Linked DNA regions of Homo sapiens: region 1 is linked to region 2. Evidence: chromatin loops called from intact Hi-C (ENCODE). Cell type or tissue: ascending aorta. All regions are shown on one strand. Links, peaks and the distances in the headings refer to the core of each region. The heading gives the core; the rest is flanking DNA. Region 1 holds the start of HLF (HLF transcription factor, PAR bZIP family member). Region 2 holds the start of TOM1L1 (target of myb1 like 1 membrane trafficking protein).

Region 1 (16,310 bases), core at 4,781-12,780, 370 kb after region 2:
TGCTGTAACAGCAAGGAAAGCCGAAGCCCCCTTAGGGGATACTTTACAAAATTATTTTAATCACCGTGCAAACCTAATAACTTGACCCAAGCGCAATCACCTGTATTCACCCAGAGTAAATATTCCTAAAATCCCGTTCAGTGTGTCTGTGTCTCTCCCGCCTCTTTCCGTTTCAGGCAAATGTCTACCCCCCCTCTCCCCCCACCGTTAACACCTCTCTGCAGCGTGGGAAACAGTGCCCAGCAGCTCAGTCCTCCGCTTCCCGCTCTGCTTTTTGCATCCCATTCGGACTTATAGGAAGTAGTTATTTTTTGGTGGTGGTGGAAACTGGGCAAGAAAGAAGACGCTAAGCTTGGCCGGGGCCAGGAGAAATATTGAGAAGGGTCGTTACCTTCCATCCGATCTAAACCAATCATCTCAAACTTGGCTACTCTTTGGAACCACCTGGGGAGCTTTAAAAATTATGGACGCCCTGATAGCACCGCAGAGGTTCTGATCTAATTGATCTGGGATGCGGCCTGGGTATCGCGATTTTTTTAAAACTCCTCAGGTTATTCCCAGCTTGAAAACTATGGATATAAATTTCTCATTCCTCTTCCCACCCAGACCAAAAAAAAAAAAAAAAATCTAAGCCTAAGTTGATGGCCCAGGGAATCTGGCACCTGCTCCCCTGCAACCAGCCAGTGCTGCAAGGTCCCCGAAAATCGGCGCGAGCGGCGACGCTAAACACGCGGCGGCGGGGCGAGCGGGCCAGGCGGGCGGTGCCGCGCGTGGCCCCGCCCCCGCACGCCTATGGGCGCGAGGTGCGGGCCCTGACGTCACTCTTGTCAGGGCCGCGGCACATGGGCGGCCGGATGCGCTGAGCCCGGCGCTGCGGGGCCGCGGAGCGCTGGGGAGCAGCGGCCGCCGGCGCGGGGAGGGGGGTGGGGTGGGACGGCGCACCGCCTCCGGTGCTGGCACTAGGGGCTGGGGTCGGCGCGGTGTCTTCTGCCCTTCTGCAGCCGTCGACATTTTTTTTTCTTTCTTTTTTTCAATTTTGAACATTTTGCAAAACGAGGGGTTCGAGGCAGGTGAGAGCATCCTGCACGTCGCCGGGGAGCCCGCGGGCACTTGGCGCGCTCTCCTGGGACCGTCTGCACTGGAAACCCGAAAGTTTTTTTTTAATATATATTTTTATGCAGATGTATTTATAAAGATATAAGTAATTTTTTTCTTCCCTTTTCTCCACCGCCTTGAGAGCGAGTACTTTTGGCAAAGGACGGAGGAAAAGCTCAGCAACATTTTAGGGGGCGGTTGTTTCTTTCTTATTTCTTTTTTTAAGGGGAAAAAATTTGAGTGCATCGCGATGGAGAAAATGTCCCGACCGCTCCCCCTGAATCCCACCTTTATCCCGCCTCCCTACGGCGTGCTCAGGTCCCTGCTGGAGAACCCGCTGAAGCTCCCCCTTCACCACGAAGACGGTGAGCGCTGCCGCGGCCCCGCTCCGGGAAGGGACGACGCTCCGGGGGTCCCCCTCCGCGGCCGGGCACGCCCGCTGGAGCATCCCCCAACCCCGCTCCCGCCCTGTCCCGCGGCGCCCCGGCCCCGCGCTGATGAAATTGAGGAGCTCACCCAGCACCCTTCCTCCCCTTCCTCCTCCTCCATGAAAGGGGAGGGACCCCTCCTGAGCTACATTTAAAAGAGCTTCGGGCACCCGGCCTCCCTGGGTCCCGCTCCTGCGGCGCGGGTGGGAGGTGTAACTTGACAGGTCAGGATCGTTCCCTAGAACGAGGCACACCCGCACGCAGAGCGAGCCCGCCTGCGGAGGGCAGAGCCTCCCGGGCTGGGGAGGAGAAACCCTGGGGCCTGGTTCTGTGCGGGGCAGGGGGCGGGGGTCGGCTTGAGGGAGGGGGTTTCACTGCGTAGCCTGGGTTTTGGGGTTGTGTTACAGCTTCTGTTACTGGTTAGTATTTGGAACTCACGAGGTGTGAGAGAAGACTCGTTTTCTTCTGGTGAAGGGTAGCTGAGAAAGCGGGGTGGGGGCTGGGGCCGGTGGGGGGAGTGGTCTCTCGGCGGGAAGCCGTGCACGCCTCCAGCGTTGACACTTTCCCGGTGCACTTTTTCTGGTGGGAGGGGAGAGCGGAGCAGGCTCACGTGTAACCGCGCAGGAGCCTCCTCTGGCTTGAGCCCTTTCTTGGTAAGTCCCAAACCTTCCCAAGACAACCTTGGCCTTAGCAGTAGAGGAGGGGTACGTGTGATGAGGCCCCAAACCCGGCTAAGTGATGCCACGGATTTGGGTTGATGCGATTTCATGCCTTCGGTATCACAGTAGCAAATGCGAACCGTGCGGCTCACAGTGTAAAGTTCTGAAAGGTTATTTGGCTACAAATAGCTTGGGAGTACTTGCACCTTCTTTTCTAGGAGAGGACAACCTGTTGCATTGCAAGAGTTTGCAATCTGCAGATGATAGCCAGGGACCCCTCCCTAACTATCCTTTAAGGAAGAGCATTTGGGAGGAAGGGGCTGCCTGCAGGCTTTTGCATCTGTGGGTGTTTTAAGTCAGATTTTCAGATGAGATGGTAGAGGGTTAGAATGGATGGCAGTGGAGGCTGTGTTTCTCTGAAGATGAAACTCAGAAGCAAATTCCTTAATCCCAGATTCCACCCACGACTGAATACTAGAATTGGCAAGATCCGGAATGCTTGTTAAAGACCTAATGGGCGAGCAGTACTTCCAGGTAGCAAATAGCTGCATACTTCCAACATAAATGTATAGAATAACTCACCTTTTCCAATAGCTCTGCTTTTGAAAGGTTTTGTAAATGCATACTCTTTGTAAATTGGATCATACTCAAATGTTTGGAGAAGAGAAGGAAGAAAACACTTTGTATTTTTTTAAACTCCTTTTGTAAAAATCAGTGTGCCCCAGTGGCTTTAGAAGCAAACACATGTGAGCTCAGAAAGTTCTCATTCTCTGCCAACATGAGGCATTGGTCAAGTTCCCTCAAGTCTCAGAGCCTCCGAGTCTTTGTTGTAAATGGAGGTAATTGTTATTTTGCAAGTTTATTGTGAGATTTTTGAGATAATATATGGAAAGAACCAGGTATCCAGTAGGTACTCTAAACATGATGTTAAAGAAGGGTGGAAGGTCCCTGCTTTACCAAAATTAAGACCACTAACTCACTGGCTTTGTAAGTCTGAATGACCTCCTATTGCTGCTGTGATGAATTCCTGGAAGATAATTCAAGCCTGGTTATTGGCTGTTGTTTTCTTAAAAATGACAGCAGTTGTATATAATCACAGATGTTATATTCCTATTTTAGGTTTAAGTTATTACTCTTCTCAAATAATGTGCTGAGACTGTTCTCTGGTTTTTATCCTAGATCAGCCTGTAGCCCTGCCCCAAGGACTAGTGCCTTCTTTCCAAAGTAAATAGGAAGATGTTGAAAAACAGGCAGAGATCCACGTCCTGCCTGAACTTTTAACTCTAGATCTACAAAAGACAGCAGCCAGAGAAGGACCCTGCCATTCGTGAGAAATAGTCTTATAACAGGCCAGGAAAAGTGATAAAAGAGCGGTATTGTTTTTCTTTTCTTTCTTTTTTTTTAAGTCCAGCTTTCCCTTCTTCTGCAGCATTTAGTAAAGATAAAGACAAGGAAAAGAAGCTGGATGATGAGAGTAACAGCCCGACGGTCCCCCAGTCGGCATTCCTGGGGCCTACCTTATGGGACAAAACCCTTCCCTATGACGGAGATACTTTCCAGTTGGAATACATGGACCTGGAGGAGTTTTTGTCAGAAAATGGCATTCCCCCCAGCCCATCTCAGCATGACCACAGCCCTCACCCTCCTGGGCTGCAGCCAGCTTCCTCGGCTGCCCCCTCGGTCATGGACCTCAGCAGCCGGGCCTCTGCACCCCTTCACCCTGGCATCCCATCTCCGAACTGTATGCAGAGCCCCATCAGACCAGGTAAGTGCCCTGAAGATTCTCCCTTCAGAAAGGGAGGAGGAGGGTGAATGGGACAGGCAAGGTAGAGTTAGCATAAACATCTTAACACTCAGGTTTTAGCAAAGATCCTAAGAGAGGTACCTTCTTCTGCTCCACTCCTGGCAGAGGCTCTCCCACTTTAATGAGCATCCATATCACTCATCTGGAGAGTCCGGTAAATACAGACTCTTTGTATCTACCCCTAGAAATTCTGATTTTGCAAGTCTGGAATGAGGGCCCAGGAATATGCATTTTAACCAGCTCCCCCATGGGATTCTAATGCAGCTGATCCAAGGGCTGCAGTTTAAGAAATAACTTACAGTTAATGATTTGGATAATTTAAGCCTCCATCGCATCTTGTATCTCTTTTCCTCATTCCCTAAACACGTAGATAACAGGTAGACTCTCAATAGGGTTTGGTTTACCTATATTCACTCTTGTCTGTCCTGAAGGAAAAAAAATGTGAGTAGGGATATGGGGCAGGTATTTTTTTTTCCATCCTTTTCATCTTGTTTTGTCATTAGCTGAGAAGTAGAATCTAAAAGCAGGCTCTCATATTGTGTTTCTGAGCCTTCTTCAGGACCAGACTCCATCTCTCTCGTTGCTATTCCCATAAACCCAACTGTTCTTATCTTTTTTTTTTTTTCATTTTCATCTGTCTATCACACTCAGTCCACCTGTATCAAAGCCCACAAGGCTGCAAGGTCAGCTGTAAATGATCTTGAAATAGTACACAAAAATATCACCTGAAATGACCAGTACTTCAAAACCCACTGCTAATGCTCAGATATAAACACAGATTGAAGGAGCTTTGAATTCATGCCTTTAGCACCCTGTAGTACCAAATGAACAGGAAGAAAGACGATTTCATGTGCACAGGTAACCAGGAACAAAGATTCAGCCAGATAAATCATCCGGAAGGTCACAGAGCTGAGGGCCTTAGCTGTGGGGGAAGACAGAAAGCAGGACAATGCGAAACTTGTGCTAGAGATTGTTACTGAACTCCGTGTCCTCGACTCTTGTAGAAATTTCTGTGGCACATGGAGCAAGATTTAAATGGAAGGAAATGATGTAAAGGAGGAAGAGAATACCCCTGCCTCGATATATTCATATTGAAGTTCCTCCTTTCAGACCTCTGTGTGCTGGCCCCTTCTCCAAAATTCACTTTGAATTATAACTCAAGGCCACTGGCTGGAATGGAATTAATTCTTAGCCTCCAGCCACCCCTGGAGGCTGTGGGAGCTTGGGAAAACATGCCTTTATGTGATCCTGATCCCCTGCTACTTAGAATGTGCGGTACCACTATCTTCAATTTTTTTGTAGGAACAAGCAACAAAATGAATAACCCTTCAAAGTGGGAAAACAGCCAGGAGAGAAGGGAACAGAGCCCCAGTGAGAGACACAGTTATGCCTCGGTCATTGTGCTCTGTAGACTGAGAATCACCACTTTGTAGCTGTGTGACCTTAGAAAGCAACATCATTTCTTGGAGCCTCAGTTTCCTTTTTTGTAGAAGGATACAATTTCTATTTGATTGAGTTATTGTGAAAATTAGAGATAATACGTATAAAGGGTCAACTGATTAGCAATGAGTCTTCTATTTGTGGAAGCAATTGTGATCATTGTTGTATGTGTCAACTTTTATTACTTATTTCAATCCCTGTCTTCTGAAATATCTTCGTAAGGTAACTAGGTACTGTATATAACCCTTCCTCTGGAGAGAAATGTCAGGAGATTTTGCCCAGTAGTTACTGGATTGGGGTATTTTGACCAACACTTGTAATCAACTGACAAGTATTTCTTAGTCCCCTACCAAATTTAGGATGTGTACCATGTTAGGAATACTATATTTTTTCCCAGGAGACCTGCACATATTGGGTGTTCACACCTTGGTTCCTACTGAGAGTCAAAAATTGGGGTTTTGGGATTTGAAGCAGCTTGAAAACTCATTTGTCAGAGCTCATTAGAGTCAGTATTGATCAGTGACTCTCAGAAGGCTTGGAATGCCCAATCAGAGTTGCAATGCATAGCAAAGAACTCCTGAGTTTCAGGGGATGTCATTTTGTAAGGTTCTGGTGGAAAGACACTGGGATCAAAGGGAACACTGAGGGTCTAGAAATAAGTTCTCCATTTAAATGTCTTATTTTAAATAATGGAAACACACTTCAACATAGTTTCCTTCTTGGAGTTGAAAACTCGATAGTCCTCATAGAAAAGGAAAAAAGTTAAACCTCGTCTTCAAATACCAAACTCAGGTAAAATAACACTCTGCTGTTCATAGATTGTTGATCATTATAAAGATGCAAAATAAAATTCTAAGAGATGTTGGCCTGATGGATGGATATTGCAAGCAAACCTGAAAAAGGAGAAAGTTCTTGATTATTCTGTGTGGCTCACAGGAGTGACCAGAATAGAAGTACCAAGTTAATCTTGAGGAAAATAAGTCCTCAGAAGGGAAGAGCACAGATGTAGCCTTGGTCATTCTGGGAGCTGTATAATTTCAGTCTTGATTGGTGTTTCTCAACCTTGGCACTGTTAATGTTTTGGGTAAATCTTTTTTTTTTTTTTTTTTTTTTGAGACGGAGTCTCGCTCTGTCGCCCAGGCTGGAGTGCAGTGGCGCGATCTCAGCTCACTGCAAGCTCCGCCTCCCGGGTTCACGCCATTCTCCTGTCTCAGCCTCCCGTGTAGCGCCACCACGCCCGGCTAATTTTTGTATTTTTAGTAGAGACGGGGTTTCACCGTTTTAGCCGGGATGGTCTCGATCGCCTGACCTCGTGATCCGCCCGCCTCGGCCTCCCAAAGTGCTGGAATTACAGGCGTGAGCCACCGCGCCCGGCCTTGGGTAAATCTTGTGTCTTACGCTTTATAGGATGCTTAGCAGCATCGCGGCCCCTACCTCCTAGTTGCAAGTAGGACCCCCAGTGCCCCAGATGTGACAAGTAAAAATGTCTTCAGTCACTACCAAATGTCCCCTGGGCATAATACAGTCACTCCCGGTGGAGAACCACTGGTCTAGAACTTCAATTTGGACAGCAAAATCTGGACTTACTTTAGGACCCTGTCACACGCATGGATAAACTACCTGCAATGCTTTATGGCAAAACTTTTAAGAAGGTCAGGGGACATTGGGTTGCCAAGAAGAAATAGAATATTAATAAGAGCATAATTATACACTTTAGTTAATAAAACTAAGCCATCAGGCTAATCAGGAGATAATTGCAGAGTAGTTTACCAAACAATTGTTTTTGGCTATTCACTCAGCATGCATCTTTTGAGCTATGCTCCGTTGTGGTGTTAGTGCTTCTTGTTTGGTTGAAGGGCAATGAAACCATGAGCTGATAAAGTATGCATTTCTAGGTCTACCCCAAGGATGTCTTGGAATGACAAGGTGAGCATTCTTGTGAATATTTATTTATTTATTTACTTATTTGTTTATTTATTTTTGAGATGGAGTCTAGCTCCATCACCCAGGCTGGAGTGCAGTGACACAATCTTGGCTCGCTGCAACCTCCACCTCCGGGGTCCAAGCTATTTTCCTGCTTCAGCCTCTCTAGTAGCTGGGATTACAGGCATTCACCACCATGCCCGGCTAATTTTTGTATTTTTAGTAGAGACGGGGTTTCACCATGTTGGCCAGGCTGGTCTCAAACTCTTGACCTCAAGTGATCCGCACCCCCTCGGCCTCCCAAAGTGCTGGGATTACAGGCGTGAGCCACCACAACCTGGCCCATTTTTGTGAATTCTCATACTATTTACCATGACTGCCCCAACCCCTTTCTTATCTTGAGCACCCCATCCCTATTCCTCTAACTGTCTGATCAAAGAATGAATCAAATATCTGAAGAAATCCAGTTTTCTTTCAAGAAACAATCCAGGGATTCATTAAAACCTGTTGTGGCTATTGTGGGATCACCAAGCTTTCTGGGCTGACATCTTAATGAAGGGAAGAGTAGTGGTTCTTGGAGGCCAGAGCTAACTGCAGGGGCTCCTCGGTCATCCAAGGTGCAGTGTCCTGAATGTTCCTAGGCCAGCAGAGATGACAGGAGTCATTCTGATGACTTCAATGTTTGCATTTTAGATACTGTCAGAGGTGGGATGTGGGGGTGCTCTCCTGGAGGGACGAATATGTGCTGGGTACTGGAAAAAGAAGAATCTGTTTGCCATGAGAATTGAGCGATTGCTTTAAGGACAGCCATCCCTTTAGGGAAAGTCATCTATAGCAGACAAAGGCAGAGTTATTTTTATATTACATGCTTGTAAAGCCAGATTTGAAATTATTTCCTCTGGTGGTTTTTCTTTGAATAGCTGGGGGGTGTCCTACCACTGTTAGGCCCATATTCCGCTGAGAATTAAGAAGGCTGTCTTTCTAGTTCTGAGCACGGAGACTGGGTTATGATGAAGGCTGGTTACAGAGTAAAGTGAAAACCCTTCCATGTGGTTGTGTGTGGGAAAAGGATGGCATAAGTGGGTGGCACAAAAGGAGCGGGGGTGGGGGAGAACCCATTGTACCTTTGCAATATGGAGTTTGTATTCTGTTTCTGCCGACCTTCCTTGTGAGAAGGTTTGGGTATGGAAGGAAAACGCTGGCCTGGGAATCTGAGTAATGATGGAGGGAAGTTCTGTGCAGGTGATTCTGGGTTTATGGAAGGTCAGAGGATTCTCTTACTTTTCCCAATATTATGAGGTGAAGCTCCGCTTAAGGGCGTGCAGTTCGTGTATCTTTCCAGTCCAGCAGACTGATAATGTCTGCAGGTTGGGAGCGCCATGACTGATAGTAGCTGTGCCCGGTGTCTCAAGCATCTTGGAAGTGCTGTTCATTCATCAGGGGCTAGGAGATCCTGAAGGGGAGGGAGTCTGCATGGTTCTGGAGACAGGTAGACATTTTTCTGTTTCTTGTAGAGTTTATCTTCTCCACGGATCCCTGTAGAGGACAGGCTTGCTGACATTCACAGGATAGTAGTCCCAAGCCTGTGGCAAAAGGTATTTTTGGGTATGTCTGGAAAGCAAGGCAACTTGGTGGTTAGGATTGTAGGCTCTGGGCTCAGGGGCTTGGGTTTACATCCTGGACCCACCCCTGGCTTGCCGTGTAACTTTGTGTCAATTTCTTAACCCTTTAAGCCTCAGTTTACTCGTCAATACAATGGAAATTATAAATGGTCCCTCTCCCTTGGGGTTTTGGCAGGGTTAAATAAGATCGCATGTGACAAGTCTGGCCAGTGTGTATTGCACGAGTACTGGGTGCATTCAGCTGTTATGGTGTCAGTGGCATGAGGTACAGAAAGGAATGACTGGATTCCCAATCCCTGTTTTCTATTTAGGGATTTATTTATCCAGTCCCCTTCCCTCTGCAAAAATAGGACATGCTTTCATGCATTTTTTTTCTTTCCCATCATGTCCAACACTTACAGCCTGACCTTTCTCTTCCTTCTGGGTTGGGACGAATCGGTTCCCTGATGTTAACCCCGCAGCATGGCTTCTGGGTTACCAACTCCTGTTTTGCCAATGTGGAAACAGCCACTGTCTGGGTGCCCAGTCCCCCAGCTCTCGTGTGAGCCCTGGCAACCCTGGCTGCCTGCCTGCATGACCGTGTGCTCCAGGCACGTGGCTGTGCCCTGTGGAGCTTGCCCAACGCTGTGTGGTGTGCTGGCTTGCTTTTTTTTTTTTTTTTCCCTCCTCCCCCTCGCTTCCCTTCCCAGGAGAATGACAGCAAGTGCCAGCAAGCAATTGTAATCCTGACCCTGGCATGAGAAAGCTGAGCTCTGGAGGGCAGTTCAGATGCCAGGGAAACCTGTTCTGTCCAACATTCTAGCCAGACCCCAAACCTGGCCCTCTCTCCTGCCTGTCTGCCCAGAGGCCCTGTCTTCTCTGCACTGCTGCGGTGGGCAGGATTCCTGGAGGCCAGCTCCTGCCAAGGGTCTTGGCAGAGTCTTTCCAGTTCAGCACTGTGCCTACCAGACTAGAAAAATAGCAATATAAAGACAGAATTAGGTGGAGGAGAAGGAAAGGGGGTGGGGGAGGTGGGAAGAAAAAAACCCTTGATAACATCCTAATGTAGAAAGCCAGAGGAGGGGAAGACAGCCGTGATTTATTAGGTTTCTCAGAAACCTCTCTTCCAATTAGCACTAATCACTTTTACCCAGGAATCATTTTTTATGTCTCAGCAATGAAAATGGAGGTAAGAGGGAAGGTAGTAGAGAAAGTAATAAGATGAAAAAAAGTAGAAAATAACATATTAGAGAGGTACAGGGCCTGTGTTTGATTCTGTAATGGGTGTGGGTGAGAATATTGGTCACAGCTAATATTGATTATAGTATTTGGCCCTCCCCCAGCAAATGTCTTGTCCTAAAGCTACTAAACCACTGTTTTTCTATAAATTTAAATTTCCCTCAGACTTAGGTGCCTCTGTCTCACCATGCACAATGTCTGTCAGAATGTCCTGTGTTTGAGACACCAGTCTATACGGGCAATATAGCAGTAATGTTTTTTAGAGCACAGAATTGAATAAACAAAACAGCCTGAGTGTGAATCCTGACTTTGCCACTCATTAGCTGCTCACGATCTCAGGCAAGTCATTTAAATGCTCTGAGCTTTCAGTTTCTCATCCGGAACTTTGGAATAATCATTGGACCTGCCTCATAGGACTGTTGAAGGTCATATGAGCCAATGCATGCAGAGTAATTGTCACAGTGCCTCGCACACAGCAAGTGCTTAATAACAGCTGCTGCAAGCAGCACCTTCACCACCATCTAATCTCATTTCCCATGGGAGGACCAAGCGTGGGGCTCAGAAAGAGTCTTGATACTTTTCCCTTCCTAGCTAATTAAGAACACTGGTCAAGAAATTTGGATTTCTCTCCTGCTTCTCTGCCAAGTCTTGCTTGCCCTTCTCTTAGCCTTTGAATTTTAGGTGACCTTGAGTAGCTAACTGTACCCTTTACTCATTCTTCCTGGCTCATGGGATTAAATAAACAAAATGCATTTTGAAGAAGTTTTTTTGTTTGTTTGTTTTTTGAGACAGGGTCATGCTCTGTGGCCCAGGCTAGAGAGCAGTGGCGCGATCATGGTTCACCACAACCTCAACCTCCCAGGCTCAATAGATCCTCCCACCTCAGCCTCCCAAGTAGCTGGGACTACAGGCATGCACCACCACACCTGGCTAATTTTTGTATTTTCTATAGATACAGGGTTTTGTTATGTTTCCCAGGCTGGTCTTGAGCTCCTGAGCTCAAGCAATCCACCGACCTTGGCCTCCCAAAGTGCTGGGATTACAGGTGGAAACCACTGTGCCCTGCCCAAAGAAGTTCTTGATTAGATTTCTTCCATGTCATATTTGCTAATAGATCAGTCAGTTACTGCTACCATTGAATTTTTAACAATAGACATTAATAATTATATTTAAAGGCAATATAGTGACCTTGGGGGTAAGGAAACCATAAAGGTATGTTATGGTGTTTCAGAAGGAGAAGGTTCAGTTTATCCTCCGGCTTGCAAGCAAGACTTTACATAAGCATTCCAGAATAATAATTCCTCCTCTCCCCAAGGGGTTCTTTAATGAGTAAATCCTTAATCTTTCTGAACCTTGATTGTCTCTTCTGCAAAGCAACATCCTTGTTGGGTTTTTGTGAGCTTTCTAAAGCTACTGTGCAAGAAAGATCCAGCTTGGTGCCCTGTACATAGTAGCCAAGCCTTTACCATAAGTCAGTTCAGTTACTTTTCTCTAAGAAATGATACCATGATTAGAAAACAACAGAGGACTTTGGGAGGCTGATGTGGGAGGATTACTTGAAACCAGGAGTTTGAGAGCAGCCTGGGCAACATAGCAAGACCCATCTCTACAAAATATTTTTTTAAAAATATTAGCTGGATATGGTGGCACGTGCCTGTAGTCTTGGCTACTTGGGAGGCTGAGGCAAGAGGATCGCCTGAGCCCAGGAGTTCGAGGCTGCAGTGAGCCTTGATTGCATCATTACACTCCAGCCTGGGTAACAGAGTGCAACCCTGTATCTAAAATTAAAAATTAAAGAGAAAGCAACAGAGGAGGTTTTAGGAGGCGAAGAGCAAGGTGTATGGTCCCAGAAATAGCATCTGTTTTTGCTCTGTGCTTTGGTGTTTTGATTTGTGCACCCTGAGGAAGAGAGACAAGAGTACAATTTGGCTGCTAGTTTCAAGAGACAGTGATTTAGTAGGGAAGATAAGACTTTTAGGCAAAGTGATGAGTGACAGGACAAACTAGCATGTTCTCAGTGTCAAATGACGGGTATATAGAGGCCTCCAATATCTGCTGAAAAGAGGAGGTTGAAAGATTAATCAAGAAAATGAATATAAATAAGGGAGCAGTATAGCCAATAAGAGCTGCCAGACCTCACAGGAAGAAGCCTTTGCTCAAGGCAAAGGTGCCTGGGGCGAGGCTTCTTGGAAGAGTTGTAGCCTGTGATGGGCCCGGAAGGAGGGGTGAGAGAGCCAGATTGGAGAGGTTAATGCCCCACAAAGTTATAGAGGCAGGAATGCCCACAGGGTGTTTTAGGCAACAGGGTGTAGATCCAATTTGGCTGGTGCAGAAAATTCATATGAAGGAGTCAGGGAGATGAGTCAGAGAGGTTGGTGCCAGTCAGGCTGACAACTTCATGAGTACCAGGCTGCAGAGCTTGAACTTTATCCAGTAGGCAATAGGGAGCCATTGAAGGTTTTTCAGCAGGAAAGTGCATGTGAACATTTCCACTTGAGTTCAAGGTTGGATTTGAAACATTTTTAGAAACTTGACAATAGTTTCCTCTGGCAAGCCAGGATTTCCTTATTTTTATTATTTTGAAAATAAATACTCTCCCTTGAACATCAAACAGCTTTTCAAAACACGATGTTCTAATGATCTAGAGAAAGTAATTCAAAAACACAGGGTTTAGGTTTCATTTATAAAACCCATAATTTTGGTGATTGGGGGAAACACTCTTTGGCAAGGAAATAGTTTGAGGGATTTGACTGGTTCAGAATTTAAAAGTCCAAAAGCAGGCCTGGTCTCATAGGAGTAGAAAAATAGATTTTAATAAACCCAACTCATTAACGTTCATCACTTTTAAATGCCTCTATTTTATACAGCTTACTAGGTTTGCAAATAAGTATATTGAACCAGATGTTATGTGTATGTGTGTGTGTGTGTGTGTGTGTGTGTGTGTGTGCGCGCGCATGTGTACGTGGGCATGCGTGCATTTGGGTTTGTGGGTGGGGGTGGGAAGGTTAATGTCTCAGTGATACAAATAGTACCTGATTGTAAGGATTACCTGGGGCAGTAATATCAAGCTAAAAATACTTAGCCAAGTTTCTGGCTAGCTTAAATCAGTTTTACTCCTGGGAAACAAAGGAGTCATTATTACAGTTTTGCATTCTTGAGTCCTGACCTTGTATTTGTGGCTCCCTTCTTCCCTGAAAACAGAACTGTACATCATGCTTAGATATGGGATGTGTGTGTGTGTGTTTCATATTGGGAGTACTAGTAAAGGAAAGGGACATTGTGGGAGGGGATCGGATTGGGGGGGGTTGGACTGCTGAATGTCAAGTGCATGAAATGACTTGCTCAAGCACCCCCTGAAGTGTGCTCTGATATCAAGCCAAGATTTCAGAAGGCTGAAAGAGTTGCCATAACCCAATCTAGTTCACTTAAATAGAAAATAGCTGTCAAGGTGGGCAATTTCACCTCCAGCTACATAGAGTAGACAATTACAGGAGTGTTGGCAGAATCGAGTGTCTGCTGGGGGAGAAACTATAGTATTTGTTTCTGTTAAATTGGCTTGTGGTGGGTACAGACTCCATGACCGAATGTGGAAATTCCTAAAATGTTGGTTTTCCTTCTTTTCTGACTTTTACAAACTAATGTTACTCTCTTAACTCACTACCCATCCAATCTCATTTTCTTTCCTGAAAAACTACACAGCTCCCCTGTCACACAGGGTTCGTAAAAGTTTCGTTTTTAGAAGTTTAATCTGGGATTTGTTTCCTTAATGATCTTTGGAAGAATGCTTTGGAATTTGAGGTCTTATAATGAGACATGGCTTGTGGCTATTAAACCCTGTTGCCTCTCAAATTTTGCCTGGGAGACCCTAGATTCCTAAAAACAATGAGTGCATGCTACAGAAAGATGCTTCAGGGAGCTACAACACTAAATCATCTGTGACAAAATGTTCTCTTAGAAAGTGGAATTGCATAAATGGATCAGCAGAAATAAATGCTTTGGCAGAAATTCCTTGAGTGGGGAAGAGCAATGCTTTCTTTTCTAATTAGCTCTGGGTAACAGTCTGCTGTGGTGTCTTTGCTGTGGAACCCAGGCATGGACAGTAGAGCAGGAAAGTCTCATCACTGCTCTCTAAGTGCTTCTGCACTTAATGGAAAGAGTTAAGCACGCCTGTCCATTTGTACCCAATAAATGCCTCTTGAATTGATTTGAGTGGCGAAGGTTTGTTTGGGGGAAGGATGCCACCAGGCCCTGACCAATGGGAATCAATGCAGCAAACCAGATGAACAAGATCATCTAGATATGCAGTAATCAGATTACCCAGAACAGAAATCTCAATACCCCAAGATATGAGGGGTTATTTTAAGGATAGTGGCAAACAGTTAAACTCAGCCTGCCCTGAGGATTGAGCAGAAGACTGAATTCACCTTAGTCATTATGATGTGGGCTGAGTTAGTAACACTGAAGGAGACCATGCAGGCTTTTACTAGAGAACTATGAAAACAGGACAGAGATCTCAGATCCAATTAGTACTGGATCAAAATAGTATTGTTTTTAAAAGGCCAAAGGCCATTGAAAGATTTATAGAGGAAAGAGTAAGTAATATAAAATGTAAAGATGGAAATAAAGCCTTGAAAGAGTTCCTGAAGACAAGAAGAGAGAAATTTGCAGAACTGACCTTGTAAGAATTTCATAAAATTCATTTCATTATGATTGATTTCTTTGTATTAGTACACCTTCCTGGGGAAGTGAGTATCTTTTTTCCTCATAAAATCTAAAGCATGTTTATTTCAAATGGGCAGTGACAACTAAATGATTTAAAAATAATATTTATATTCATGTCAAAAAAGTTATTTTTAACATTATAAGTGAAATTTACCCAAACATAGTAGGCCAGATAATGATATTTAGTTATTGGCTTCCTGGAAGACTGATGACAGGAAGATTCAGTATTACACAAACTAGGTATAAAGAAGCAATTTAGGTCTACTTATTTTATTTCTCCTTTGAACCTCTCACTTGCCTGACAGTAGCATTGCATTGATTGAGATTTTATGATCATTTTATCTTGAATTGGTTAAACTAAAATTTATATCTTTGTCTTCTTTATAAAGAAAGATATTACTAGCTGGGCACAGTGGCTCACACCTGTAATCCCAGTGCTTTGGGTGGCCAAGGTGGGAAGATCACTTGAGGCCAAGAGTTCAAGACCAACCTGGGTAACCGAGTGAGACCCCATCTCTACATTATATATATATATTTTTAATTTAAAAAGAAAAAATATTACCAAACAGATTAATTATGCAAACATAATTTTGGGACACAGAGTTAACTTGAGGACAAAATAGTTTTTAAAGATTTTAACTGTGTATATATAAATTAATATCCTGAACCACAAGTGCGTATTAGTGAATAGCAAAAGAATTTTTTTCATTCTGACATTTCAGTAATTCAGATTAGCATTCCCACCAAATTGTTGCCAGTTATCTCCATCTGTCCCCTTCTCCATTCCCCCCCACCACTCAATTTTCATATCTTTAAAATTAAATTTTCATATAAGTATATGGAACCAAAATATTATTTTCATTCATTTACCTGCCACCAGAGAGGATGTCATCGGCCAACCCGCAAAGGTGGTGGGATCTACCAGCCATATAACTCTTCTGCATTTGTTCCCTCCATTGTAAGTGAGGGTGCTGATACCTGCTTCAGAGGATTCCTGGAGAAGTAAATGAGATGATACATGTACAGCACTTAGAACAGTGCTCAGTATATAAATGGCAGCTTTCAGCAGTTTTATTTTTATTCTACAATTACTATTCCTTCTCTTCTTCCACCTCCATGGCTATTTTATGGACACTTAAGTAGGAACACATCTTGTGTTACAGCAATGCTATAGCAGTGATGGCCTGGAAACTGCTTTTGAGTTATTGCAGGGAAGAAAGGATCAGGAAGAGATACAGCAGGTGAGCACCCTGTGTTTTTACACCTGTGAGAAGATACATCCCACCTCAAACACCATTTGTGGTCCTATCACCCTAGCATGTCACAGTGTAATTGCCTGCTTTCTTGGATAGCTCTTTGAATAGATGTATGCTCTGTGAGCCCTGGCTGTGTCTTCCAT
Region 2 (16,310 bases), core at 4,871-12,870:
AGAAACAATGAATGATAAATAGAAGTGAAAAAGTATATTCCAAATTTTAAAACTTGCTCTAGATTGAATTATAATCAACAAGAATTCATTACTGATTCTAGAATTTAAGTAGATGAAATAATTGCCCAAACTTGATAAGCCAATAATAAAAAATGAAACAAAGAATTGCTTAATGCATGGGATTTCTGTCTTAGGTAATTTATTTTAGACTTTAGTTGGCTTACACAGCAGTAACACTGGTTCTGTTTATATATTAATTCATTTAGTAAATATCTGCAAAGAATATACTAGAGAATCTCAACTACTGTAAGATGTAATTTTTTCCTCCATATTTTTAACATCTTTAATGCAGCCAGGTGTGGTGGCTCACGCCTGTAATCCCAGCACTTTGGGAGGCCGAGTTGGGCAGATCACCTGAGGTCAGGAGTTAGAGACCAGCCTGGCCAACACAGTGAAACCCCGTCTCTATTAAAAGTGCAAAAAAAAAAAAAATTAGCCAGGCGTTGTGGTGGGCACCTGTAATACCCGTTATTTGGGAGGCTGAGGCAGGAGAATTGCTTGAACCTGGAAGGCGGAGGTGGCAATGAGCCAAGATGGCGCCACTGCACTCCAGCCTGGGCGACAAAGGAAAACTCTGTCTCCAAAATAAAAATAAAAATAAAAACATCTCTAATGCACCTCACAACCTGTGGTATGTTATAATCTCTGTCAGCCAGGCAACAGCAGAAATGCATACATAGTTGTCATTGCGTGGGTATGTGCGATCTGCTTGTCATTTCTGATGGCTTATGGGACACTGACACCCTTGATATTTCAGTCCCAAATCTATTTAAGGACAATTTGGGGAAGAAAAACAAGTCCTGTTTGTTGTCTGGAAAAGCTTTCATTGATACTTTCTAGTAAGATCAAAAAAGCACCACTATCAAAATTTAAACTGAGTGTCAACAGCTTATAATAAAGTATTGGGAGACAATAGCAGCACTCTCTAAAAAAATGCAGTGTCACCAGTGCTGATAGTGGCATAAAAGATGACAGGGTGTGGAAAAACACATTGATGTCTCTGAGTCAAGGAGTGAGTTTGGAGAGCTGGATTCTGTATGGGAAGAAGAAATAGTATCTTTGTTAATTAATTAATTAATTATGAGATGGAGTTTTGCTCTTGTCGCCCAGGCTGGAGTATCTTGGCACAATCTCAGCTCATTGCAACCTCTCTCCCAGGTTCAAGTGATTCTCCTGCCTCAGCCTCCCAAGTAGATGGGATTACAGTCGCCCACCACCATGCCCGGCTAATTTTTATATTTTTGGTAGAGACATGGTTTCACCATGTTGGCCAGGCTGATCTCGAACTTGCGACCTAAGGTGATCCACCTGCCTAGGCCCCCCAAAGTATGGGATTACAGACGTGAACCACCAGGCCCGGCCATCTTTGTTAATTTATTTTGCTTACATTTTCCTTTTCACATTTGTAAAAGAGTCATATATGCAAAACGTCATGTCCAATGATTCTCAAAATGTTATTTAAATAAACACAAAATAAAAATTATAACTAATAAAAAAGTAGTATCTCATAGTTTAACTGGAAGCTTTTTTTTCCTTTTTGTTGTGCCAAAAAATAGTGCATCTTATCACAGAAAGAGTTTTAGATATAATGAACTATGGAACATACAAGGCGGTGTTGCAGTCACTGAATAATGCAGTGATGAGCAAAACAGAACTTTCTGTGCCCTCCCCAAGCCAGATAAGAAGACATCTATAAACATGCAAACAAATGAAGAAATGAGAGCATTTCAAATAGCAGTAAATGCTATGAAGACAATAACCCAGAATAAGAGGATAAAGAGAGGTGGGGAGGGCAAGGAGGCTTTAAATCAGCACTGTAGGTAGAATCAGGAGAAGCACAGGGGAGCTGCACATCACACCATAGTAGGTAGGAGAAGAAATGCATTCAAGGAGCAGGCAGAGGTCAACAGTGACAAATGGTATTAGAAGAGAAAAGAAGGTGAGGTGGGAGGACTGTTCTTAATATCAGCAAGATGATGTCTTTTAAAAATGGTATTATAGCTGGACTAAAACTAAAACAGGTTATAGGACGAATGGATGACCAAATCTGCTCTTTTTGGGGAGATCTGCTTTAGGGCCTGAGGGAAACAGTTGGCCTAGAGGGCTGTGGCTGCAGCGCAATATAGAATCACAAGGGTATATTTTGTGGAGCAAGGGAGCAATATTAAGTCTTGCAAGGCAAGTAAACAAATAATTGCACAAAACAATTTCAGATTATAAACAGTGTTATAAAGGACATAACCAAGATGATATGATGGAAAACAGGAAACAGAAGCCTACTTTAAGCTTTGGGCTCCAACAGTTATTGAACACCAAGGACATGCCAGGCATTTATTAAGAGCATTCAAATGTCAACTCATTTAATCTTGAGACCTACTTTTTGAGATATGTTCAATTAGTTCCATTGTTGCAGATAAAGAAACTAAGGTTCTGAAATAGTGATTTGTCTGTCAAAGATCAATTAGTAAATGGTAGCCCTGGGATTAGAACCAAATTTGACATTGAAATTAAATGTGTTTCCCTTGCTGTACACCCCTTCCTTCAAGGCTTTCCTGCAAGACAAACCTCAAAGCAGCTAGCCTTTCACAACCCCTGCCGCAAAATCCCAGCTCATGGTCTCTTTTTAGAGCCCCACTCCTATGAGACCTTTTTCAATTGAACCGATCACCAAGTTGCACATTATTCATAACATGCTAGCAGAAGCCAAATGTGTAATTATACTGACGCTAGTAGGTACCGATAGGACCTTCTTTTCCCAAACAGCATCTTTAAGTAGTGGCTTTTAGAGAGACACTGCCAAACTTCAAAAGGCCATTTTCTAATAGTGAAAATTTTAGGCCACCTGGTAGATTGGAAGGATAAATGATCACAATAACTAGTTAATATTTATTGAGCTTTATTATATGCCCAGAATCATTCCAAGTGCTATAAATATAATATCTTGTTATTTTTCAAAGCAACCCTATGAATTCGAAATTATTTTTTACCACCTGACAGCTGATTTGAGCCCAGTTAATCTGATTTGCAGACTAAAGCTAGCATCCCAAAGGAACACACAGGAATTAAATGACAAACCCCAAATGAGTTGTATGCACCGATGATATTATAAAACTCACAGAAAGCTGGTTGGCTTGGATTTTGAAAATATTGATTCCTTTGGTTTATTTTCCAGATAAAACTTTGGTTTTAAGCCTCACAGGAATCCACTGAGATGACAAATTTAACCAACAGATACCCTTTAGTTCCCTCTCTCAATGGAGCTTTTTAATTGTACAGATGAGAGAAACCAATGAACCTGTTTTTGTGATTTAAAGATTAATGTCTGGAGAATAATTGTGGTTTAAAATCAATCAACAAACTTCTGGTTGGCATTGATGCATAAGGAGCACTGGGCTTGTTGCTTCAGATACTCTCCAAGATCAGCCACAGATCCTTGCTGGTGGGGATGGCAGGGGCTGGCAGTGTGATGCAATGGAAAAAGGCTTAAGCTTGGAAATGAGAAAAACCCAAATTCACCTCCATATTCAGAGTGACTTTAGGTAAGTTAGTTAATGAAATGAGAGTAATTATTTTTTAAAAAATAATTCTGAAGTTTATTGGAGATACCAAAGCACTTTGTACAGTGCTTGGCACAGTAAGAAGTCAACAACTGTTCCCCTCTTCACTCTTCCTGTGCCTTGTCCTCTCTCATCTTGGGTCTCTGAGTTCAGCCTGAAACCCATAAAGACAGAACAAAACAGCCCTGGGGTTGGGGTGGGGAGAAACCCTCTCGTGTGAAGCTGATGGAGGGTTATCCTAAGAGCTGGAAAAGAAAGGCTGTTCTTTAATTTCCACAATCAGGAGTTGCAAAGATATAGTATATTAAGAAATAACTGGAAATAGGCTGGATGTGGCTCAGGCCTATAATCCCAACATTTTGGGAGGCTGTGAGGTTGGAGGATCACTTGAGCTCAGGAGTTCAAGACCAGACTGGGTAACATAGTAAGAACTCATCTCTGTCTGTCTGTCTGTCTGTCTCTCTCTCTCTCTCTATATATATATATAACTGGAAATACAGTGAACATATATTATGTACATGTGGTTTTCAAAAACAATGGGCAAGAAATTGTGCAAAAGAAGGTCCATTTTAAGGAGAAATAATATGTCTTTAAATGCACAGGGATTTGATTGTGTTCAGGAAAGCGTGAACTTCAATCTAGTTTCATCCCTAAACAGTATTAAGGCTTTTGACATCGACAATTTCTGGACTGGACAGTGTCCATAGAGAAGAAAAAGCAAGGAGAGAGGTAAAGAAGAACATAGAGAAATCCAGAACTGACTGAAATGAAAGTTGAGGATAACTTCAAGATTTTCTGTTTGGGAATTTATGGTACCTTTAGCCCATCCAGGGACCTTTAAAATTCTTGATGACCTTGAGGCATCCAAGACTAGTTAAATCAGAATCTCTGAGGTGGGACCCAGATATCATTAGTCTTTACAGCAACCCAGAAATTTCTATGCATATGGTTGAGAATGACTGCTATGGTCAAAACAAGTAAGTAAGGTAGGATATTGAGATAATGGAGAAAGAGGATGAGTATAATTCTAGACATACTGAGTTCAAGTTTCAACAAGGCATCCAGGAGGGAATTAAGGGCTGGACCTCAGGAAGGACACAGCAACTTAAGATTTTGAGGAGTCATTCATTAATATATTCAATAAACATCCCTTAGGCTGGGCATGGTGGCTCATGCCTGTAATCCCAGCACTTTGGGGGGCCAAGGTGGGTGGATCACTTGAGGTCAGGAGTTTGAGACCAGCCTGGCCAACATGGTGAAACCCTGTCTCTAATAAAAAGACAAAAATTAGCCAGGCATGGTGGCGTGTGCCTGTAATCCCAGGTACTTGGGAGGCTGAGGCAGGAGAATCGCTTGAACCTGGGAGGCAGAGGTTGCAGTGAGCTGAGATTGCACTACTGCACTCCAGCCTGGGTGATAAAGTGAAACGCCATCTCAGAAAAAAAAAAAAAAATCCCTTAAGGTCTATTGAGTGTCAGGACACCAAGTCCTACAAATGGGTCCTTTTTCTTTGTGGGGCCTATATCTAGGAGGCAGGGAACAGATTTCTAAACAAATCAGTGATATAATATGTTGTGGACTATAAGACAGAAATCTGTACCTGGGACAGAAAAGAAGAGTTAAATTCTTCTGGGAGTTGTCAGAAAAGACTTCATAAAGAAGGGACAAGGAGAAGGTGGGATGAGAGAAATGCAGAAAGAGAAAAAGGCGAACCTCGGAAGTGTGGGAAGACTTACTTAGGTCTAGCAGAATGGAAAGAAAATAAAATCAAATGAAGATCATTGAGAATTAGCAGTCAGAGAGAGAGAGAGAGAAAAAAAAAAAAGTAGGATAGAGAAGTGTCCTGAAAGATAAGGCTGGCTAACAAGGAAGGGCCATCACATGGGTGGTGCAGAGGGTCAAAGAGGATGAGGATGACTATTAAAGCTGAAGATCACATAGCTATGAAAGTTAGTTTTTATAGTGGGAGAGTTGGGGGAGAGAGTAGGTAGTGTTTGGAACTAGACCCACGGAAAAAGAGAAGGATAATGAGAAGGCTAGTGGATACACTATGGGGAGGGTTATAGGGAGCACATTTAAATATTAAAACAAGGAACAAGCCCGGCGTGGTGGCTCACACCTGTAATCCCAGCACTTTGGGAGGCTGAGGCGGGTGGATCACGTGAGGTCAGGAGTTCGAGACCAAACTGACCAACATGGAGAAACACCGTCTCTACTAAAAATACAAAATTAGCCAAACGTGGTGGCACATGCCTGTAATCCCAGCTACTAGGGAGGCTGAGGCAGGAGAATCGCTTGAACCTGGAGGCAAAGGTTGTGGTGAGCTGAGATTGTGCCATTGCATCCAGCCTGGGCAAGAAGAGTGAAACCCCATCTCAAAAAAAAAAAAACAAAAAAAACAAAAAAAAAAACACAAACACACAACACACAAAAAAACAATCAAATGAGAAGGCAAAAATCTCTTAGCTGCATGAATCATGATGGTGGGTTATCTTTGTTTTCTATACAGGTGTACTTGCCAAGTTCGGTCACTTCTTTCTACAGACACTGCCCCCTAGAACCCACTTCTTTCAAAATGTGAACTAGTGAAGGGCACCACCTACCATCTAGAGCTCTATCCAAGAGGGATGACATAGCACAGCCATTCAAGTCACAGGTTCTGGAATTAGACAGTCCTTCCCTAGCAATGTGACTATGTGAAAAATTATTGACTTATTTCCCCCCCCTTTTTTTCTTGAGATGGAGTCACTCTGTTGCCCAGGCTGGAGAGCAGTGGCGTGACCTCGTCTCACTGCAGTCTCCGCCTCTCGGGTTCAAGCGATTCTCCTGCCTCAGCCTCCCGTGTAGCTGGAATTACAGTCACCTGCCACCATGCCCAGCTAATTTTTGTATTTTTAGTAAAGACAGGGTTTCACCATGTTGGCCAGGCTGGTCTTGAACTCCTGACGTCAGGTGATATGCCTGCCTCGGCCTCCCAAAGTGCTAGGATTACAGGTGTGAGCCACCGCGCCCAGCCATTACTTTGGTTTTTCTAACATGAAAAATAAAGTAATAACCGTACTGGTCTCATAACGTTATTATGTGATTAAATGAGATAACGCATGTAATATGTTTAGAACATATCTGGCATATAGTTCTAGCACAAAAAATATTCGCTATTGAACAAGAACAGAAAAAAAGCAGGACCTTGTGCCAGCAAAGTATATGACTTCCCCTATTCCTGTATTCTTCAAGAGGTCTTGCACTGAATCAAGCAGATCCTTTAAAAAAGCAAGACATCAGGCTCAATAAACAGATTCACCTAGTGACAATAATATAGGCTTTGGAACCAGGCAGCCATGAGTCAAACTTTAGTGAAGCCATTTATAAACTTGATCTTTCTGAATCTCAGATTATATATTTGTAAAAATGAGGTTAATACTACCCACCTCTCAGGATTGTGAAGATTAAGATAGATTTCTAGTTGCAGACACTTAGCACATTTTACATAAATAAATGTTGACTAAGTGTTCTTGGAATTGAAATTGTGGTAAGATTTTACTCCTGGTGTCATTTTACCCCTGTGGGATTCTGCTCCTTCTCTGACCTCAACTTAGCTGTGAATTCTATTGTCCCCGCTGCTAGACTTTACTAACATTAACCACGTTGATTTTCATGCCTGGAGAGAAGAGGGATCATGCAGAACGGAACAGAGTACAGGAAGAGAAGGCTGCAACAACCACCACAACACCCTGGAGGGCACAGGGAGAGAGAAAAACTTCTGCCAGGCATTGCTGAGATAGAACACAGGTAGCACTCATCAACCTTGGTTCTGTTCACCCAAGCATCAAGTCCAGAAGACACTCCTTGCTACTGTTTCTCCTCTTTCTCGGTGCCTCAGTCCTGTCATGTAAGGAAATCAGACATAGGAGAAAAAAACAAAAAAAAAAAAAGAAGAAGAAGAAGACGAAAAGAAAAACCTCCCACATAGAAGTATGTTAAAAATCTATCTCTCTGGATGCTCGGTTCCTTTCTCGTTCTCATTAACTGATAGAAGGCCACTGACACCAACATTGGCCTAAGCTAAAATTGGTTTTCTTTTTCAGAGATTGTAGGTTGATTCTAGGTTGCAGAAAAGGCAAAATATTTTGCTAGAGGCATGGAATACAGATTAGGTTGGTGATGTCACAAAAGAGGTTTTCAACAGTGTCAGCAGAGGCTATAGTGATGAGTAAGGAAGTTGATAAACGGCAACATCTGAAATAGCTACTCGCCCTGAATAGGCAGGTGGAGAATATTAGTTACACGTGGGACAAATCCCATTATGAGACATATCATCACAACAAGAATATTTCATTCTAGATTTTAGAATCCCAGGTTTTGGCTCACTTTGGTCAAGAAAAATTATAAATAATTGAGTTACAGATAATTAAATGTTAGCCTCCTGGAGTGCATGGCAATTGGTTTTGACCTCTATATTAAAATTCACAAGACCACGGACATAAGTCAAAACAGGTCCCCTTCGTCTCCCTAGTCACCATCTCCAGGGCTAAAAAACAGACTTGAAATGGGTGGCAGTTAGACTACAGGAAACAGGATCTACAAGCACCAGGAGCTCATCTATGGCTATCTGACATCGCCTGGGGACACCTCACTCTCTGGCAGGCTCCTGCTGGCTGGAGATTGTTAACATCGCCAATCAGATGTTAATTGAATGCAAAGGAATAGGAAATAAATTCTGGTTCTGAAGGGGCAGCTGGAAAGGTGTTGGGCTTCTCAGATTCCAACCTACATTACAAAGCAGGCCTAAAGCCAAGCATACTCCTTGCCAGAAGAAACGGAAAGCCCCTCTCCCGTTTTTAGAATCAGGCTGGAAAACACGGCTCCCAGAAGGTGGGGTTAGAAAACAAGAGCTTGCGAGGCGGCGCCCTGTGGTCCCTCGAGGAAATAGTAGAGAGACAAAGAGGGCCTGCTCCTGGGAAGCCCTAAATTCGAAGCCAATCCTTCCTCCTAGACATGACCACAACTTTAAAGGGCAGGGCGCACACCTCCCCTCCCGGATCTCTAGGACAAAGGCAGGTCGAGGGTAAATATTTCTAGTTATTCAGTATATTCAGTGGCTAACTATTTATTTTGTGGGTACCAGACACCGACATAATCGGTTACGTCCTTCCCTTAATTCTCATAATTCTGAGGTTTGTGTTATTAACCCCCTATTATCTTTGGTCTACCCAGGGCAGCCAAAGAGGCGCAGAGAAGAATGACAAGGTGCCCAGCAAGCGGCAGGATCAAAGCCTGGGTCTCTAATTCCCAGGCTGGAGATTCTGGGCTGCCTGCTCCTCCTGCACGGGGCGAAAAGCCCACCTGGGATCCGAGCGGGCGGCCGCGCCACTCTCGCAGGCTCCATACACCCGCCACTACCCGCCTGTACCACCTGCAGCCGGCAGCGCAGCCTCCTCGCGGGTCCCGCAGGGCGCGCTGCAGGTGCGCTGGGCGTCCCGAAGCCCCGCCCTCGCGTCCCTGCCCCGCGCCCAGCTCCTCACGCTCGGTGCCCGCGCCCCGCAGCGGCAGCGCAGAACGCACCGCCTCTGCCAGAGCCCGGGAAGCGCTCGGGCGAAGAGGAGGAGCCAAGGGTACCGAGCGGGTGGAGTCGGGAGCCGGAGAGCGGTGGAGGCGGATTTCCTGGGCCCGGCCCTCTGGCGCTACCATGGCGTTTGGCAAGAGTCACCGGGATCCCTACGCGACCTCCGTGGGCCACCTCATAGGTAAGGAGGCGCGGGGAGAGACGCCCAGGCAGGCAGGGGACCGTGGGATCCTTTCCTGCTTGATCCATTCTCGGCCTGCAGAGGACGGAGTTAGTCCAACTTGAAAAAATTATTCCCCTCCCCCCGCAACTTTCCCAAGGCACCCGCATTCCACCCGGCCCCCTTTCGTCGTTTCCTTCTTGGCCAACTCACTGTAGAACCTCAGTCCTCAAAAATGTACCTTCCTTTCGATGCCGCCTGGGGAGTGGAACCAAACAGGTGAACCGCGGGAGTCAGGCATGGAGTGTTTGGGCCTCCACGAGGAGACACCAGAAACTTCTCGGTAGGGGAAGTTATTCCTAAAGGCACATTCTCCAGGGCACGGTATTGTTATGCCCGTTTTACAGATCAGAAGAGGAGGCTCTGGGAGACTAAGTGATGTGGCCTTACTGTGAGGGGCAGGTCTCCCCAAACCAGTTTTCTCTAGTGCCAAGCTTATACAACCTGGATTACTTTTCTGGGTAAACAAAGAGAATGAAAATGCTTGGCATTGGAGTGAAGAGGAGGGGAACATAGGAGCCATCTGGGGCCACGGAGGTCTCTCGCAGGCCACTAGGGACTACACCAGCATCCACCTAAATGATTTCTCTCTCCTCCGGATGTACCTTGCATGATGTATGTAGAAGCCAGTGATTGGACTCCTACCAGCACCAGCTCACTGCTCCTTCTTTTCCCTGATTCCTCCCTTGGGAATTGGGTGTGGCACGAGTGCATATTAATGCCAGGCAAAGTGTGATGATGTCAGGAACTTAGTGGGGTGATGAAATCGTGAGAACCTAGTAGTTGTAGTAAAGAGGCCCAGATTTGGAAAATTTAGATCACAGCTCTACTAACTGCTGTGACACCGAACACACCACTTAAACAGAACCTTAGTTTACACATCCTTATAAGATGGTCAGAGTAGCTACCATTGAGGAGATGCTTTCCCTTAATGGCTGTGCTTTTTTGGATATTAGAATGAACCCCAAGCAGAAATGGATTCAGACTGTGTCTTCATAGGCAAACGAAACTTCAGCAGTTCTTCTGCTTAATTTTTTAATTCTGTAAACATGGACTAACTGTCAGCTATGTGCCTGGACCTGGATCAGGCACTGGTGAGGCCAAGGTGAGACGTGGTCTCAAACCTGAGGGAACTCACTTTCTTGTAGAGAAGACGGGCACAGTTTTGTGTGGCACCTTTGCAATGCAAGAAAATGCAAAACACACAAAACTTAGGAGAAGGGAGAAATGAATTCTGCGTGGCTTTTGAAGGGTGAATAGGAGTTTTCTTTTCTAGGGAGGTAAGCTTTGTCCATTCGGTGCCAGATTCAAGTTTTTTGTTGTTGTTGTTTTGTTTTTGTTTTTGTTTTTGTTTTGAGACGGGGAGTGACACCCAGGCTGGAGTGCAGTAGCTCTCGGCACACTGCAACCTCCGCCTACCGGGTTCAAGCACTTCTCCTTCCTCAGCCTCCCGAGTAGCTGGGACTACAGGCACATGCCACCACGCCAGGCTAATTTTTGTATTTTTAGTAGAGATGGAGTTTCACCATGCTGGCCAGGCTGGTCTCGACCTCCTGACCTCAGGTGATCTACCCACCTCGGCCTCCCAAAGTGATTGGGATTACAGGCGGGAGCCACCGGGCCCCGCCTCAAGTGGTTCTTTTCCTGGATTGAAAGCAAGCTAAACTTTGGGGTTCCCCCAAGCAAGTCCTTATTCTTCCCCTTCTCTATCTTTTTTGTTTTTTTCTCCATTTCCCCCAGAACCCGGTGTTTTCATGCTTAGGGATCTTGTCCTTCTCTTAGGAAGATGTTAGCGCATTCATACTGAGTGTTCCATTACCCTTTCCAGATAACATCTTGTATTCTTAAAGCGGCTGTCTGGAGAGGGAAAGATGCCTGATTATCTAATCATAGGGTTCCAAGTGCAGAAGCATTCTGGTCAGCCTGGTGCAGCTGTGGTTAGTTTAGATGCTTATTATTATTAGTTCGGATAGTTATCCAGCGCCAGTTTGAAATAATTAAGGCTGAAAGTAAAAGTGTATGCAATGGAAGTTTTTACATAGTTGAGGTAAGCAGTGTCTTTGCAAGTATTGGTTGAAGTTATAATAATTGGTAAAATTAGAAGGAATCGTGAGATTAAGATGATAGGACAATAAACGTATTACTTTTATTTGGAGTTGTGCCAATGTTTTGGCTCCTAAGAACAACGGATTACTTCTCTCCTTTAAAAGTTCTTTCCTCCTGTCCCCCCAGAGAATAAATTATTTTTAAAAACAAACAGTGGGACCAAACAACCTAGATTTGAATGCCAATTCTACTTCATACTGACTGTATAACTTTGGTAATTTCCTAACCTCTCTGAACTTCTATCTCATCATCTCTCACAGTGGGTTAAATGAAATTGCGTATGATAAAATACTTAGCACTATGCAGTTCACCTTCTAGGTAGCTGCTCACTAAGCCCTAGTTCCCTTCTCTGAAAGCCAGGCAGGCGGAGATTTAGCTGGCCTGGCCTGGGCCTGTGGCCAGCTGTTGTGCTTGAGGTCTTTATTAATAGGTCACTCATTACTGTTGCTGCAGCAGCACTCTGAACTTGGGTTCTGATTGATTCCTGAATTACTGAGAACTGTTCCAAAAAAAATCACTTTGCCCTTTGGCAATGTAAACTTAATGACACTTGCTGGTGCAGCCTAGGCAGATTATTTCAGGAATACCAGACATTTTTTATTCTGTTGTAGCTCAGACTCAACAGCTTTTTCTTGGCAGAAAAGGCTACATTTGCTGGAGTTCAGACTGAAGATTGGGGCCAGTTCATGCACATCTGTGACATAATTAACACTACCCAGGATGGGTGAGTACAGCATGGTTTCCATGTATTTGCCTCTGACAAGAAGCATCAGAACTACAGCACGTTTTCTCTTGCAAATATTTCGGTTTTGTTGTTGAAAGAGTGTTTTCATCATTCATTAGGCACCCTCTATCTTTTGAAGACTTGTCAGGTTGAAATATTGGGGCAGCTGCTTGCTTCAACATGTGGAGTATCCATAAATCCACTATAATTTTTCTCCTCTTGGCAGTTTCTTTAATAGTTTCAAATTTTGTCACTGTGAAGCTCAAATTCCTTCCTTCTAAAAGATTGAAAAAGGCCGGGCGCAGTGGCTCACGCCTGTAATCCCAGCACTTTGGGAGGCCGAGGCGGGCGGATCATGAGGTCGGGAGATGGAGACCATCCTGGCTAACACGTTGAAACCCCATCTCTACTAAAAAATACAAAAAAAATTAGCCAGGCATGGTGGCGGGTGCCTGTAGTACCAGCTACTTGGGAGGCTGAGGCAGGAGAATGGCGTGAGCCTGGGAGGTGGAGCTTGCAGTGAGCAGAGATCATGCCACTGCACTCCAGCCTGGGTAACAAAGCAAGACTCTATCTCAAAAAAAAAAAAAAAAAAAAAATTGAAAAAGAGAGATTGTGTCCTTCTTTAGGAATATCTCCAGCTCCCAGTGCCAGTATTTGATGAAACCATCAAATATTATCAAGAAGCTGGTTGACTCCCGGTGGTGACCTATTTCTGAGCAATTATTTCTAGTAACCAGGAAACAATCTAGCAGTCTTTTTTCCTCCCTGTCCCAGGACAATTTTTTTCCTTCTGAATGTCAACTCACCCATGTTTAAGCTGTATTCTTATAGCATGTGCTATCGTTTGTTCTTAAACTTCTTAAACTTTCGAGAATCGAAGTTATAAGAAAAAAGTCATTAAGAAGAGCAAACTGGTTTGCTTGTAGTCAATTACAAGTTATTCTAAGGAACACAATTCTGGTAATTTTCCTGGGCATATTAAAGTGATAACTGGCAGTAAAAGAGATTTAGTCTAGCTTATGTTGATAAAGAAAACATCAAACTTAATTATTGATTATAAATAAATGGAAAGCGCTTATGGTTAGTACTTTTAAGTGTGTATGGTTTTTTTCCTATAATCCTATTTACCATGTTTAGTTCCTCTGGGAACATTTTCATTGATAATACCAATTCATTGATAATACAAAAAGAGAATCTTAAAGTAAATTTGGACCCTTATAAACAGTCCTTTCTTTGTAACATAAAATTGTGGCGTATTGGCAGCTGACCTAGTTTGTTGTAATTCCTGTTACATCCCCTTGTCTATAGGGTGCTCAGGAAATACTAATAGTTTTAATAAAAATGGTAACATTCATTGTTTCGGAAGTTGCATTTCCTATAAGTTGGTTCTGTGCATTGATAGAGGGATACAGGAATGAGTGCATTTCATGGGTAGTACTTTCTAGGTAATAGTCTTGTACGAAAATATTTTATTTGATTCTCATAAGGGGTTAGGTGGTATTGTCTGCCTGTATGCGTGAAGAAATTTAGGTTCAAGAAGTTAAGTCATTCGCATAGGGTCCCACAGTAGAACCAAGGCCTTAGTTTTCTGCTCCTTAGCCATTCCTCTCTCCAAATGCATGTTGCTTTTCAGAGAGACTGCTTGTTTTCAGCAATGCCTAAATTGGTGATTTCAGTGTATTTATTGCTATAGGCCAAAAGATGCAGTGAAAGCTTTGAAGAAAAGGATTTCCAAAAACTACAATCATAAAGAAATCCAACTTACCTTGTCAGTAAGTACTTTAATTTTATAATTAAGACTCGAGGATTTCTCAAGCTATAGTTACATTTTTAATCCTGGGTAAAAAATAAGAAGCAAGTATTCTGAGAAAACTAATAGGTTAGCTAGGAGTTGTGTACAGTATGACTTAAAACTCTTCATTTATGAGAATTGCAGAATAAAGAAAGTTTAGTTGTTTATAATAGCATTTAATAGCATTTAATTTCATGGAAGGAGCTTGTTCCTGAAAAATCAATTTTTCTTGGTCAGGAGATAGGAATTAGTGGTTAACATGTATTACACATGGTGAACTGATCAAGAAGTTTGTGTAGTGGCTGGGTGTGGTGGCTCCTGCCTATAATCCTAGCACTTTGGGAGGCCGAGGTGGGATGATCGCTTGAGCCCAGGAGTTTGAGAACAGCCTGGGCAAGATGGTGAGAGCCCGTCTCTACAAAATGTTTAAAAATTAGCCAGATGTGGTGGCCTGCATCTGTAGTCCCAGCCACTTAGGAGGCTGAGGCAGGACAATCACTTGAGCCCAGGAATTCAAGATGGCAACGAGCTATGATCATGCCACTGCAACTCAGCCTGAGTGATAAAGAGAAACCTCAACTCTTAAAAAAAAAGTTTGTGGCTGGGTACGGTGGCTCACACCTGTAATCCCAGCACTTCGGGAGGCCGAGGCAGGTGGATCACCTGAGGTCAGAAGTTCGAGACCAGCCTGACCAATATGGTGAAACCCCGTCTCTACTAAAAATACAAAAAGTAGCAGGGCGTGGTGGCGTGTGCCTGTAGTCCCAGCTACTTGGGAGTCTGAGACAGGAGAATTGCCTGAACCTGGGAGGTGGAGATTGCGGTGAGTCGAGATCGCACCACTGTCCTCCAGTCCTCCAGCTTGAGCAACAGAGCAAGACTCCTTCTCAAAAAAAAAAAAAAAAAGTTTGTGCATGTATTAATTAACCATAATTTAAGATGAGGAGAATTGAAATTTTGAAAAATACCTCCCTGTAAGCTTTCTGCCTTACTTGAACAGCTTTGTGGAATCCTGAGATGCTCTCAGCTCATTAAATTCCAAACAAGTTCTGCTGCCTGGCGTGATTTGGAGAATGTTCTATGTTGGTTTAAGCAATTCTCCTGTGTGTTGTATTGTCTGTGATTTAAGTGTGGACTCTTATTTGATGTGTTCCCATTTTCCCACCATCCTTGGCAATATGACCTCTTCAGTCACGTTGGTGAGTTGTCCTTTTTACTTTAGTATGTGTTGCAAGCCCTGCCTGCTGCCTGAGAGTGAGCTGTGTAGCTTTCTGATTTATTCTGCACGCCTTTGTTTATCTCAGCCCAGCCCAAGACTGTGCATGGTCACGGCACTAATCAGCCAACATCACGCTGCGTTAGGAGCATTAGTCTTTATCAAGAGGACTTTGGGGCATATGTGAGCATAGCTCCTGGTTTCTAGTTACATGAAGAAGAAAATGGACATCTTGCATAGGCTCGCTGAATAAGCAGAAATGCTGTGAACGGTCTTCATGATTTGATCATTAAAGAAACCCTTCACATTGGGATCTGAATATAGTTTTAGAGGCATTTTCCCCCTTCACCTTTTTTTTTTTTTTTTGACCTCTTACCTGTCCTTAACTCTTGAAGGTCACAGAATGGAGAAGACGGGAGAGAGGAGTGAGGCACTTCTGTAGAAATCCCAGAATGATGGGTCACTGATAGAAATGCCTGGCACCTGACCAATGCTCTTGACAACCCTGTGAAGTAGTTCTATTATTAACTCCATTTAACAGATGAAGAAATTGAGACTAACAGAAACAGATTTATTTCCGAGATGAAAATGGCTATTACATAGCATAGGCAAGATTTGATCCCAGTCCTCAGATTCTAAATTCCATGCCCTTGCCTCATGCCACTTTGTTTCTAAGAACGAATCAAGCCTCTTAAAAGAGTAGGCTACTGTGTTTCCTTTATGTCTTTAGTTTCTTCCTGTGTAGTACAGGGCCAGGTATATCAGATGTTGACTGGATTAATGATTAAGCACCCCACCCTCATACACACACCTAATCCCGTCTCTCCTAGTATCCGGGAAGACTCAAGGGCTAATGGAAGGTACTGTAGAACCGGAGTAGAAAGATGTGTAGATGTACCCTCAAATATAGTATATCTGGGATATCTCAAGGGTGCCAAAGGTTAGGAGAATTGAGTAAGGAAGAGAAGGGCAGAAGATGAATTTATGCCCCCTTCTCTATTTCAGCATGGGGTATTATTATTTTGCTTTTTACAGGTGTTCACCATTCATAACAATTTGCCGCTTTCTC

Evidence for each region. Hi-C counts contacts between places; a loop is a spot of excess contacts. Peaks named below come from ENCODE experiments on the same cell type or tissue, not always from the same donor. Only the 100,000 strongest peaks of a DNase experiment are listed, where the experiment ranks them.
Region 1: a loop joins it to region 2, with 2.5 times the contacts of the local background. A loop is called at or near these places in 2 of 110 quality-filtered maps.

Annotation. Positions count from the first base shown.
Region 1 is chr17:55,264,140-55,280,449 of GRCh38, forward strand. It overlaps HLF (HLF transcription factor, PAR bZIP family member), which reads left to right and starts at 821. Exons shown (of 4, transcript NM_002126.5): 1 at 821-1,460; 2 at 3,612-3,947. The coding sequence starts at 1,346. RefSeq lists a silencer at 625-944. In ascending aorta, for the core only: no CTCF peak of the experiment used is centred there; DNase peaks (open chromatin) are centred at 9,192, 9,542 and 12,532; H3K4me3 peaks cover 996 bases; H3K27ac peaks cover 6,043 bases.
Region 2 is chr17:54,891,563-54,907,872 of GRCh38, forward strand. TOM1L1 (target of myb1 like 1 membrane trafficking protein) reads left to right here and starts at 9,290. Exons shown (of 16, transcript NM_005486.3): 1 at 9,290-9,361; 2 at 12,146-12,230; 3 at 13,927-14,005. The coding sequence starts at 9,304. It overlaps LOC124904033 (a long non-coding RNA gene), which reads right to left and starts at 9,175. Exons shown (of 2, transcript XR_007065854.1): 1 at 7,046-9,175; 2 at 2,940-3,771. RefSeq lists a silencer at 8,965-9,304 and enhancers at 9,385-9,494, 9,515-9,604. In ascending aorta, for the core only: a CTCF peak has its summit at 9,274; DNase peaks (open chromatin) are centred at 8,503, 9,249 and 10,089; H3K4me3 peaks cover 2,697 bases.